Linked DNA regions of Mus musculus: region 2 is linked to region 1. Evidence: chromatin loops called from intact Hi-C (ENCODE). Cell type or tissue: gastrocnemius. All regions are shown on one strand. Links, peaks and the distances in the headings refer to the core of each region. The heading gives the core; the rest is flanking DNA.

Evidence for each region. Peaks named below come from ENCODE experiments on the same cell type or tissue, not always from the same donor. Only the 100,000 strongest peaks of a DNase experiment are listed, where the experiment ranks them.
Region 2: a loop joins it to region 1, with 2.6 times the contacts of the local background. A loop is called at or near these places in 18 of 42 quality-filtered maps.

The regions. Positions count from the first base shown.
Region 1 is chr1:118,455,879-118,461,218 of GRCm38, forward strand. Clasp1 (CLIP associating protein 1) reads left to right here. Exons shown (of 43, transcript NM_001359328.1): 3 at 3,923-4,001; 4 at 5,309-5,340. It overlaps 2900060B14Rik (RIKEN cDNA 2900060B14 gene), which reads right to left and starts at 3,387. Exons shown (of 1, transcript NR_027901.1): 1 at 2,791-3,387. In gastrocnemius, for the core only: a CTCF peak has its summit at 3,172; DNase peaks (open chromatin) are centred at 1,565, 3,397 and 3,632; H3K4me3 peaks cover 3,151 bases; H3K27ac peaks cover 3,412 bases.
Region 2 is chr1:118,365,475-118,370,814 of GRCm38, forward strand. No RefSeq gene overlaps it. Among named protein-coding and RNA genes, the nearest start is that of Gm28867, 8.8 kb to the left of the region's middle. In gastrocnemius, for the core only: a CTCF peak has its summit at 2,641 (motif pointing right); a DNase peak (open chromatin) is centred at 2,672; H3K27ac peaks cover 274 bases.

The DNA of each region.
Region 1 (5,340 bases), core at 925-4,924:
GCATGTGTGGGTATGCAGATGTGCTAACAGGGTGGCTAACAGGATTATCAGTTGTCATTGGACGGCTTAGTTTTAGGCAATCTCACTTTTCTCTTTGCATTTCATGTCTTTGTTTCTTCCTTATTTTATTCATCTGAGTGTGTGTGTCTGTGTGTTTGTATGTGTGTATGCGGGCATGCATGTACATACTCAAATTCATGTGGAGGCCAGAGGTTATTATTTGTTTATTCATTTGTTTGTTTTTATTTATTTTATTTATTGAGATGGGGGTGTCCCTGTGTAGCCCTGACTATGTAGATCAAGGTTGTCTCGAACTCACTGGATCTGCCTGTCTCTGCTAGGGTATGTGCCACCATCCCCAGCTCACCTTTATGTTTTGGCATAATGCTTAAGTGATAGTGGAGCTTGCTAGGCTGGCTAGCTGGTCAGTAAGACATGGGATCGTCCTGTCTCTGCCTCCTCAGTGTGAGGCTTACAGGCAAACGCCACCATACCTGGCCTTTTCTTTGGGCTCTAGGGATGGACATTGCACTTCAAGCACTTTACCAACTGAGCCCTCTTCCCAGCCCTAACCCTTGCTTTCTTGCTGAGGGGGGCAGGTCCTTATGGGTACCTACTGTGTGCCAGGCATATTAATAAAGCTGCCTAGCCCTCACGTGTGCTTTGTAGAGTGGATATATAATTGTAAGGTGGTTCTTGGAGACGGATAGCTGACAATGGATGGTGGAGCCTGCTGTCCCCTGTCCCCAAGAGTTTGGGATTAGGGAACCTGTGTGTTTTTTCAGGACCTGGCATTATCAGGGCACCAAAGAGAGTCAGCTGACTTTGGAGGTTATTTGGTGTTGCCTCGGAGGTGTTATGACTTGTCCAAGGTCTGAAGCTACCTGGAGAGAGGTGAGCAGGCCAGGTCTGTGAGTGTGGTGGTAGTGCAGCACTGAATGGCCTTGGTGTAGTCAGAAGGCTTGTAAACATCATGGCTATGCTGAGTCTCCGTATGGATTTGGAGTGTGTTGTTTCTTCCAAAGGGCCTTAGGAATGAGAGAGCTCATCCAGTGTGGTCCAGCTCTTCAGTCTGGTCCTGTGAAGTTTGTTTATCTGGCCCGGATTTTCTCCTATCCCAGGATCGTGGAGCTGCTTTTGAAGATGTACTGGTTGTGTCTGGTGTGTGACAGGAGGCACTCTCGTTTTATTCCCTGTAGATACTGGAGTGACCCAAGGGCGGCTATGTAACAATAGCACTGTGGCCACTGCTCCAGTGCTCGCTGTGGCAGGATCTCTTTCCTTTCCTGGCTGTTGATGGATTCCGCTGTCTGCTATCAATTTGCATGTGAGCTAGTGGCACTGCCTTCCGGTTTGTAGTCAGTAGGAGGGAGCCCACCACCTTGTGCTGAATGTCTTACTATTTGTGTTTCTGCACATATTCACGAGGCTGTGAAGCCCTTGCTGAAGAGGAAGCCAGGTGTGGAGCTACACCCTGTAGTCCCAATACTTTCTCTTTGGCATGCCCAGATTGTCAGTGTCACTCTTGTGCTTTGGGAACATTTGCAAGTAAGCTCACTCTGTCTCCCAGCAGAGCTGCAGTGTGACTGCCAAGTGATTCGTGGAGGGCAGCGTATACTGCCTGGATGCCGGATGCCAGAGGGATGGTTCTCATTTCTGAGTGGGACTGAGCAGTAGAGTGTGATCGTGTACTGTGCTTTCAGAATAGCACACAATTTAAATTCAATAAGTTGTTTACTTCAGGAATTTTCATGTGTTACTTTGGGACTGTTGTTTGCTGTGATAGCTAAAACTGTGAAAGCACAGTTGTAGATAGGAAGGCTAGAGGACTGGAGCGATAAGACCATGTGTTGAGCGAGCGTTTCCATACTTACTGTAGAATTGCTGCCACGGACATGAGCACGCAGAGCCCTTGAGCCTGCTTTACCTCCGTGTGTTCACATCCAGAGCAGAATTGCTGGATCATACAGTTCAGTTCTATTTAATTTTCTGAAGACATTTTGCACACTGATTTTCATTTTGCATCTCCAACAGCAGTGTGCAGTTCCTATTTCTTTGTGCTGTCACTCCCTGCCTCCCTTGCTCTCTCCCTCCCTCCCTCCCTCCCTTTTCCTTTGTAGTAGCCTATAGTGATTGTCAGCTGTTGCTTTTTACCACTGCTCTGTCTGTCAGAGCATCTGTCTCTGCTGTGCACCTGCGCTTTGGGGGTCTCTAACCCTTTGCTTCCTTGGGCTGCACTTGGAGCTTTCCTGTTTAATTTCTCTTGCTCTATGTACACTGAACTTTCAATGGAGCCCATTCTTTGGCTCTTAAGTTGGTTTGTTTATTATTTGGTTCTTTCAAAACAAAACAAAACAATATCTGGAAAAAGTCATTTTCCTTTTCCCAGGCAAATTAAGAAACTATAAAAAATTTGTCTTCACTGTGGCAGTTTCTCGGTATCCTTGGTTTTGGCCCTGACAGCGACGCACTGGGCAGGTGTTTGAGTTTCCCTCATATTTTCCTTGAGATTACTCACAGCTTGTGGGCTTTAAAGAGACTGTGACAGAGGTGAAGTGTGCATTATATTATACCAAGCTTACATCACCAGCATGACTTAGCATTGTTTAAGCTGACCTTGGTCACCTGGCTGAGGTAATAGTTTGTCAGGTTTCTGTACTGTAAAATTACCTCCCATTCCTACTGTGCTCTTTGGAAGGAAGCCAAACTAAGGAAACTTAAATCCTGTGGCTCAAAAGTAAGACCTTTGTTTGTTTTTGTTTTTTTGGTTTTTTTTTTTTTTTTTTTTTTGCTTTGTTTTAAAGAAAATGCTCATAAATAGAACTATTTTAAAAGTTGGGAGAAAAAAGGGCCCCGGGAAGTGGTACATGCCTTTAATTTTAGCAGTCGGGAGCTACAAGTTTGAGGCCAGCAGGGGCTACATGCTAAGGGCTACATAGACTCTGCGCCTCAAAAGAATTATACACTTTCAAGTATCTAATTCCTCCCAGTGCTGGCTTGGTGTTTGAATTAGTATATAGATTTACTTGTAAGCTGGATGAAAACCCAAATACGGAACCCTTTATCTGTATTACAACATTTTCCAAAGGGAGCGCTTCTTAGTGTATCACAGTCTTAGGGCAGCGGTGAGAAAGCTGGTCTCCAGTAATTACTGTCCGGCTGCCCTCTAGCATACAATAAAGGAACTGCGAGGAGGGCAACAGTACACACGCGGCTACTTTAATCTTTAAATGTTTAGGTAAGGAAGAGAGGTTTTGTGGTTTTTTCCAAAAATTGCACCAAGGTAAAGCAGAGCTCTAACCGATGCAGGTGTGTTGTCAGGCGTTAGCAGTACTGCCCTCACTACGCGTTCATTGGACAGTAGCGCAACCCCAAGAAAAGGATGGTTGCTTGCAACCACGCGCGCCCGGCAGCCAGAAAGCTCTAAGTCCGGGTTTGGTTGCGGTGACCACCGCAGGAGGCCTACCCCAACCTGCCCGGTGTACAGTATTTTCTTCGACTGCTGCTTCCCACGTCGAATACCCTTTCTGTTTTTCTGAAACTCCCAAGGGGCTTTCTGAAGCCTGCTTGTCTTTACCCAGAAGGCCGCGCGTCACAAGTCTGAAAATTTGCATACACGCCTTTCTGGGCGGGGCCGGAGGGAGGCTTAGAGTTAGCAATTTGGGGGGAGGGTGCGACCTGGTAAATTTGCATACGCAACTCAAGGAGAGGGCGGGGCCGCAGTAGGCTCCTCTAGGTCGTGCTGCTTCAGTGGAGTTCCGCTTCGGCGAGTTTTTCTTCCAAACGGTAGCGGGTTTTTCCGTGCCGAGTACCCTTTCCTGACCAGCCAGCTCAGTCTTCCCAGTCGCTGGGCGCCCGCGGGGACCAGCTATGTCAGCGCCATCCCACTGCACCGCTGACGCTGTGCTTCTTTGCGTTGCAGGTGGTTCTCTTGGGCATGGACATCCTGTCGGCACTGGTGACTAGGCTGCAGGACCGGTTCAAGGCGCAAATCGGCACAGGTGAGCCTTAGCTAGCATAGCAGGCTCTCATCCTTCCGTCCCACCCTGGACTCACCCCACATCGTGGCCTCACCGCCCCTAAACTGGTACCTTCCCCTCTAAACCCGAATTATTATAATATTGCCAATTGAGGATTTTTATGCCAGTTTAGACATCAGCTTGATGCCAGCCAGTACGCATTGTCCTCTCAACCTCCTCGGAGACTCAGTTTTCTTTGAAAAGTCCTACAAAAAAGGAGCCAGTTGGATTTTTCCACCGTTTAGATGTCTCTAAATCAGTGTGTTTCATGGTGGCGATGTAAACACTAAGCAATTCTGTTTATACAACTGTTTCAGTAGCAAATTTCTCTATTCTCTTTTCTTGATTCCCTTTTGTGTGCGCAGTGGGTGAATAGAATCTATGTCCTCTGTATGCCAGCAAGCAATAACCACTGAGCCACAGTGTCAGCTGGAATTCTCCACTAGTGTTCATTACCAGTGTCTGTCTGTCCTTTTCTTTTTCTGTAGCTTTGCAGTCAGTGCGCTCACTGAGAAGGATGGTGGGATCCTGAAACTTACTGTTAGGAATCTGATGTTTGAACCATTTTCCATTTCCCCCCTACATTAGCTCAGGACTCATGGATTCTCACCAGAGGCCTAACGGGGTTGGAATAGACATGGGTGGGCTGGCCCATGCTTCAGTGTGTGGGTGTGCTGTGTGTCTTTTGTATGCTATAAGTAAAATGTACCCAATGCCACTGAAGCATGCTGGTCTGTTGCTTAATGTTTCCATTGCATATGTCATTTCAAGCATGGCATTCCCTACAGTGTATTTCAACCACACCTCCACTCTTACAGTTGCCTCTATTTCCCTCTCACTCCTGCTTGATACCTTCTTTCTCCACTTAGCTCCTTCTACATTCCTGTCTTTCCCCTCCCATGACCTACCGAGTCTCACTAGGGTTGCATGCAGAAGCGTAGCTGAGGGATGTTTATAAGGTGAGTCCTTATGCATACCCCCTGATGAGAATGGCTCACTCTCCCAGCTGCAGGGGACTTTGGGGCTGTGGGAGCCCTCCTACCGTAAGGTCCCTCTCTCCCTCCCACACTGGGTGCCACTGGCTGGTCTTCAACATTGCCTGCAAAGGATGACCTTGAACTCCTGATTCTCCTTCCTCCACGACCCGAGTGCAGAGATTATAGACACAGTCCTCACCCATCCCTAGCTTTGGAATAGCTACCTTAGGCCAGCAAACTGCAGATGAGCGGCGGGTGACCTCAGATCTCAAGATGTATTCTCATTTACTCCATTTCCATTTTGGTTTCCAGTGTTGCCAAGTCTAATAGACAGACTGGGAGAT
Region 2 (5,340 bases), core at 504-4,503, 91 kb before region 1:
GTCAAGTCTAGCCTGAACTACAGAGCAATCATGTTGCCCATCTGAGGATGAGTCAGGTAACGGGGAGGTTGGGTTTAGGGCAGATGATGGGTTATCTCTTAAGCAAGGGGGATTCAAAAATAGAGCCTGAAGGTCCACCAGACTGGCATCGGATAACCACTGGCTGGGTGGATACTTGAGGGTCCGTCAATAGAATGGGTGTGTTGATAACAAGTTCCTGCCCCATGGTTATTTTGTCAGCATCCTTTGCTAGCAGGGCAGTGGCAGCTATGATCCAGAGGCAGGGTGGCCATCCTTAGGCCACTAGGTCCAGCTTCTTAGATATGTAAGCCACAAGTTTTTTTTCACCCCATGGTCCCAAAGTTTGGGTAAGTACCCCCTTTGCTATCCCCTTTCTCTGATCCACATACAGATGGAAAGGTTTGTGAGTGTCTGGGAGGGCCAAGGCCAGAACCTCCAATAAGGCTCTTCCTAGAGTCTTAAAAGCCATGTCCTGCCGGGCGTGGTGGCGCACGCCTTTAATCCCAGCACTCGGGAGGCAGAGGCAGGCGGATTTCTGAGTTCCAGGCCAGCCTGGTCTACAAAGTGAGTTCCAGGACAGCCAGGGCTATAAAGAGAAACCCTGTCTCGAAAAACCAAAAAAAAAAAAAAAAAAAAAAGCCATGTCCTTTCTTCATGTGTGTTCCAGAAATGGAACTTAAGCCATCAGTCCTAGAGGCAAGCACATTTACTGGCTTAGCCATCTGTTTCACTGATCTCCGTGCCTTGTTGAGTTGATGTAATGCTGGGGCTGGAACCCAGATTTTTTTTTTAAGATTTATTTATTTATTATATGTAAGTACACTGTAGCTGTCTTCGGACACACCAGAAGAGGGCCATCAGATCTCATTATAGATGGTTGTGAGCCATCATGTGGTTGCTGGGATTTGAACTCACGACCTTCAGAAGAGCAGTCGGCGCTATTAACCACTGAGCCATCTCTCCAGCCCAGAACGCAGATCTTTATGAGTATGAGGCAAGTACTCTGTCAACTGAGTCACATCCCCAGCTCTCTATTGTATGTGAATGACTGTGAGCCCCTGGTTCTGGGAACCTTGGTGAACTGTTTACCCAACAACCTAGTTGGCAAACTGGTCGTGGCTAGAAGGGAGTGTGTTATATAAACAAATGGGAATGACTGGTTGTTCAGGCTCCACAGAGGTCTGTGGCTTGCTTTTCCTGTCTGCCTACCAGGATCAGCTAGACTCAAACCCTTTCTAAGACCCTGGATAAAGCAGTACAACCTCATGTACTCATTGGTGCACCCGTCCATTCCACTTGTTTTCATAGAGCACCGAATACATGCGGGTACTATTGTAGACATTTTCGTGTTAGTGACCAACACCATAGTCAAAACTCTGGCTTTGTGAGATTACATCCTATACTGGAGATAGATGCCAAACGTAAATGAGGAATTGTGTTGTGAGTTGAATAGGGCAAGGACGAATGGTGGGGAAAGCAGTATGGTTAGGCAAGGCTTTTGTGAGCTGGGCAGAGACCTATAAGAAGGGACAGGGAAGGCCTTGGTACCAGTCAATAGAAGGGCATACCAAAGCAGATACATACAGTACCAGTCAGTTTTGAATTTTAGATGTATATTAACAATTGGCAGGATTAGCCAAGTGATATAGTGCAAGCATGAGGACTTTAATCTGTTCCTCAGAACCCATTCAAGATAACTCTAGAACCCTAGCATTCATATCTTCAAAAATAATGTGGATGGGACTGGCTGGATTACTCATAGGATAAAGGTCTTTGCTGCCAAGCCTGGAGCCTGAGGAACTGAATTCCATCAGATGTGTAAGGAAAGTGCCATCTCTCACAGGTTGTCCTCTGATCCCCACTTGCACATAAATACTCCTTAGTGTATGTCTCAAATATCACCTAAGATGCTGTGATGGCTATTCCTGGTTGTCAAGTTGACTACATCTGGAATGACTACAATCCAGAAAGGGAGGGCACACCTGTGATCCAGATCTTGAGGCTAGAAGACACAGGGTTTTGATTTGGATCTTGAGGAATAGTGGCCATGAAAAGGTTAGGTCCAGGCAAGGTAGTACATGGCTTTAATCCCAGGAGACAGAGGCAAGCAGATCTCTGACTTCAAGGCCAGCCTGGGACAGATTAAGTTCCAAGTCCAGGCATAGTAGTATGCATCTTTAATCTGGGCCATACCTTCTGCTGGAGCCCTACATAAGGATGATGAAAGAAGGAAGGTTCACTCTTCTTTGCCTGCTTGCACTTACTTGCCAGCACATCTGTTGGAACCTACCTCTTCAGGATTCTAGATTATACAGAATACCAGATGAAACACCTAGCCTCGTGGGACTGAGCAACTACTAGACTCTTGGACTTTCCATTCACAGCTACCCGTTATTGGGTTAGATAGATTGCAGACTGTAAGTCATTTCAATAAAGTGTTTAATATAGAGAGACATTCCATAAATTACGTTAATCTAGAGAACCCTGACTAATAGAGGTGCTTATGCTAAAAGTTCTCCAAAATTCAAATTTTATATTGAATATTTTCTTTTTTTAGGTTTTTAAATTATTTATTTATTTATTTATTGTATGAGTGCTCTGTCTGCATGTACAACTAGAGACCAGAAGAGGGCATGAGATCCCACCATGTGGTTGCTGGGAATTGAACTCAGGACCTCTGAAAGAGCAGGCAGTGCTCTTAACTGCTGAGTCATCTCTCCAGCCCACTATTGAATGAGAATATCTGACTCCTGTAATTTGAGAAGCATCAAACACAAATTTAAGGTAACTAATAAGGAAGCTGAATATGGTGGTCCCTGCCTGTGACTCCAGTACTTGGGATGACAAAGAAGGCAGGTCGCACAGGTTCTGAGTCTAGCTTGGGTTATACAGTGAGTTCTCTGAGATACTGTCTCAAAAATTAAACAACAAGAAGGGCTAGAGATGAACCTCAGTGCTCGCCTAGCATGCATGGAGTTCTGAGACCCATCCCTAACACTGTGAGAAAGTCCAGCTGCTGGGGTAGAGCTGGAATCCCAGCACTCAAGAGATAGAGGCAGGAGATCAAAAGCTCAACATCCTCCACTATATAGCAAGTTGAGGACAGCATGGGCTATGGACCCTGTCAGGGGCAGGAGGGAGGGAAGAGACAGACAGACAGACAGACAGACAGACGGAGAGAGACAGACAGACAGACAGAGACAGACAGACAGACAGACAGAGAGAGAGAGACATGGGAGTAGCTTTTGTTGTTTTATTATTTATTTACTTGAGAGTGTATCTCATATACCCCAGGCCTCCAGCTCACTAGCTAGCTGAGGCTGATCTTGACCTCCTGATTCTCCTGGGACTACCTCACTGTGCAGTGAACTGCAGGCGTAGGCTACAGCACTGACTTTAAGATGCATTCTTTCAGGAAATAATCCACATACAAAAGCCAACCCAAAACAACAACCACAAGCCTACACCCTCTGAGGTAATCATGACTAAACCTGACTTGCCCCTCCTCTTTTGCAAGCAGGCACCTCTGTGCTGCTTTCCCAGGACAGTCCCAACAGTGACAAATTGGGTGTCTTAAATCCACAGGCCCCTGTTCTCTCACAGTGCTAGATACAGGATGGAGATGAAGGTGTCACCAGGGCCCCACCCTCGCTGAAGATTTTAGGGCAAGAACTTCAGTGTTTCCTCCTGGCTTCTGTCAGCATAATGCCAGTCTGAGACTGGACTGCTGCATCATGTTGTCTGGGTCCAAATCAAACTATGTGAGTCATTGGATGACAGCATGCAGGAGTCCAGGATGACTTCAGTTCAACTGATACAAAGTCCCATTCCTAAATAAGGTCACATCCCCAGATCCTGGGCGTTAGGACTTTGATGTGTTTTTCTTGGGAACACAAATCTATCTGCCTGCCTCACTCAGTGCCAAACCATCTTTGTTTTGGGAACTTAATGATTTCTTTGTCTGGTGGGGGAAGGTTTGGGGAGGTGCTTCAGTGGGGGAAGGGCATGTGCTGTGCAAGCAGAAGGACCTAAGTTTGAATCCCCAGCACTCAAGTACCAGATGTGGCCATTCCAGCCTGTGACATCAGCATGGGGAGCAGGGGAGGTATATGGCTGGGGCTTGTTGGCCAGCTAGTATAGGCGGAAGAAAATGGAGCTCCATGTTTAGTGAGCAAGCCCTTTTCAAGAAATAAGTGGATTTAGGTGTGGTGGTACACACTGTTAATCTCTCCACTGGGGTGTTGGGATGGGGGCAAGGCAAGTGGATTTCTATAATTCAAGACAGGGGCTTGGTCTATGTAGAGAGCTCCAGGACAGCCACCAGGCTATGTAGTAAGACTGTCTCAAACCTCCTTGTGAAAAGAGAGAGAGAGAGAGAATATAAGTGGAAAATGATAGATGATACTTGATGTCCTATTCTTGCCTCCAAGTGTACACACACACACACACACACACACACTATAAAAAGTGTCCCCCCAGATAAAAACACAAGATACTTCCAGCACTTCAGAAATCTACATCATACCCCCTCCCAGTCATTACTGTAGTGTTTGAGAGTCCCCCACTGGCACCTTGACTTCTGTCATCAATTCTAATTCATGGGTTCCCATCTCCCAGCTACAGAAACTAGACAGAACTCACAGAGCAGCTACTAGCTGCTGTCCTCAAGACTGTGTGTGTCTTCTCACTGAGGAGATGCGGATCCAGATAGACATTGGAAGAAGAATGTGGGGCTCAGTCCAGGAGGCTTCAGGCCAACTTCTATGACTTCCCCTTGTCCTCACTCCAACTTTTCCAAGCGACAAAATATGATGCCATACACCAATACTTGCTAACTAGGACAACGTACCTGAACCTTATCCAGGACTTCTGTAGGCCTTGGCCATGCAGAAATTGTTGTTTTAAAAAACAAAAATCCCAGCTGTTTGATTTCACCAATGAAGACTCAGGAGCCAGAGGATGTGATGAAAGCCTGATACCTCAGAGGGGCAGAGAAAGCACCCAGCTGACCTTCCTACTCCACTGATGTCCCAGAAGGAAAAAGCTCTTTCTCCTCCACGTTGTCTTAATCACCATCTAACTCAATGTCCCTCCTTTCCATTTAGTTATGTTCACTCCCTGTCAGCTGGTCGCTTGCTCTGCCTTTTGACCTAGTTTGGCTTTATTTGGCTGTTAGGTTCAAAGTGAGTGTTAGAGCTGAGCCACACCACCAGCCAGTCCACAATCTTGAGGTTCACAATGTGGTCAAATATCCTACAATAAGACATGGCTGGGGCTGGAGAGATGGCTCAGGGGTTAAGAGCATTGACTGCTTTTCCA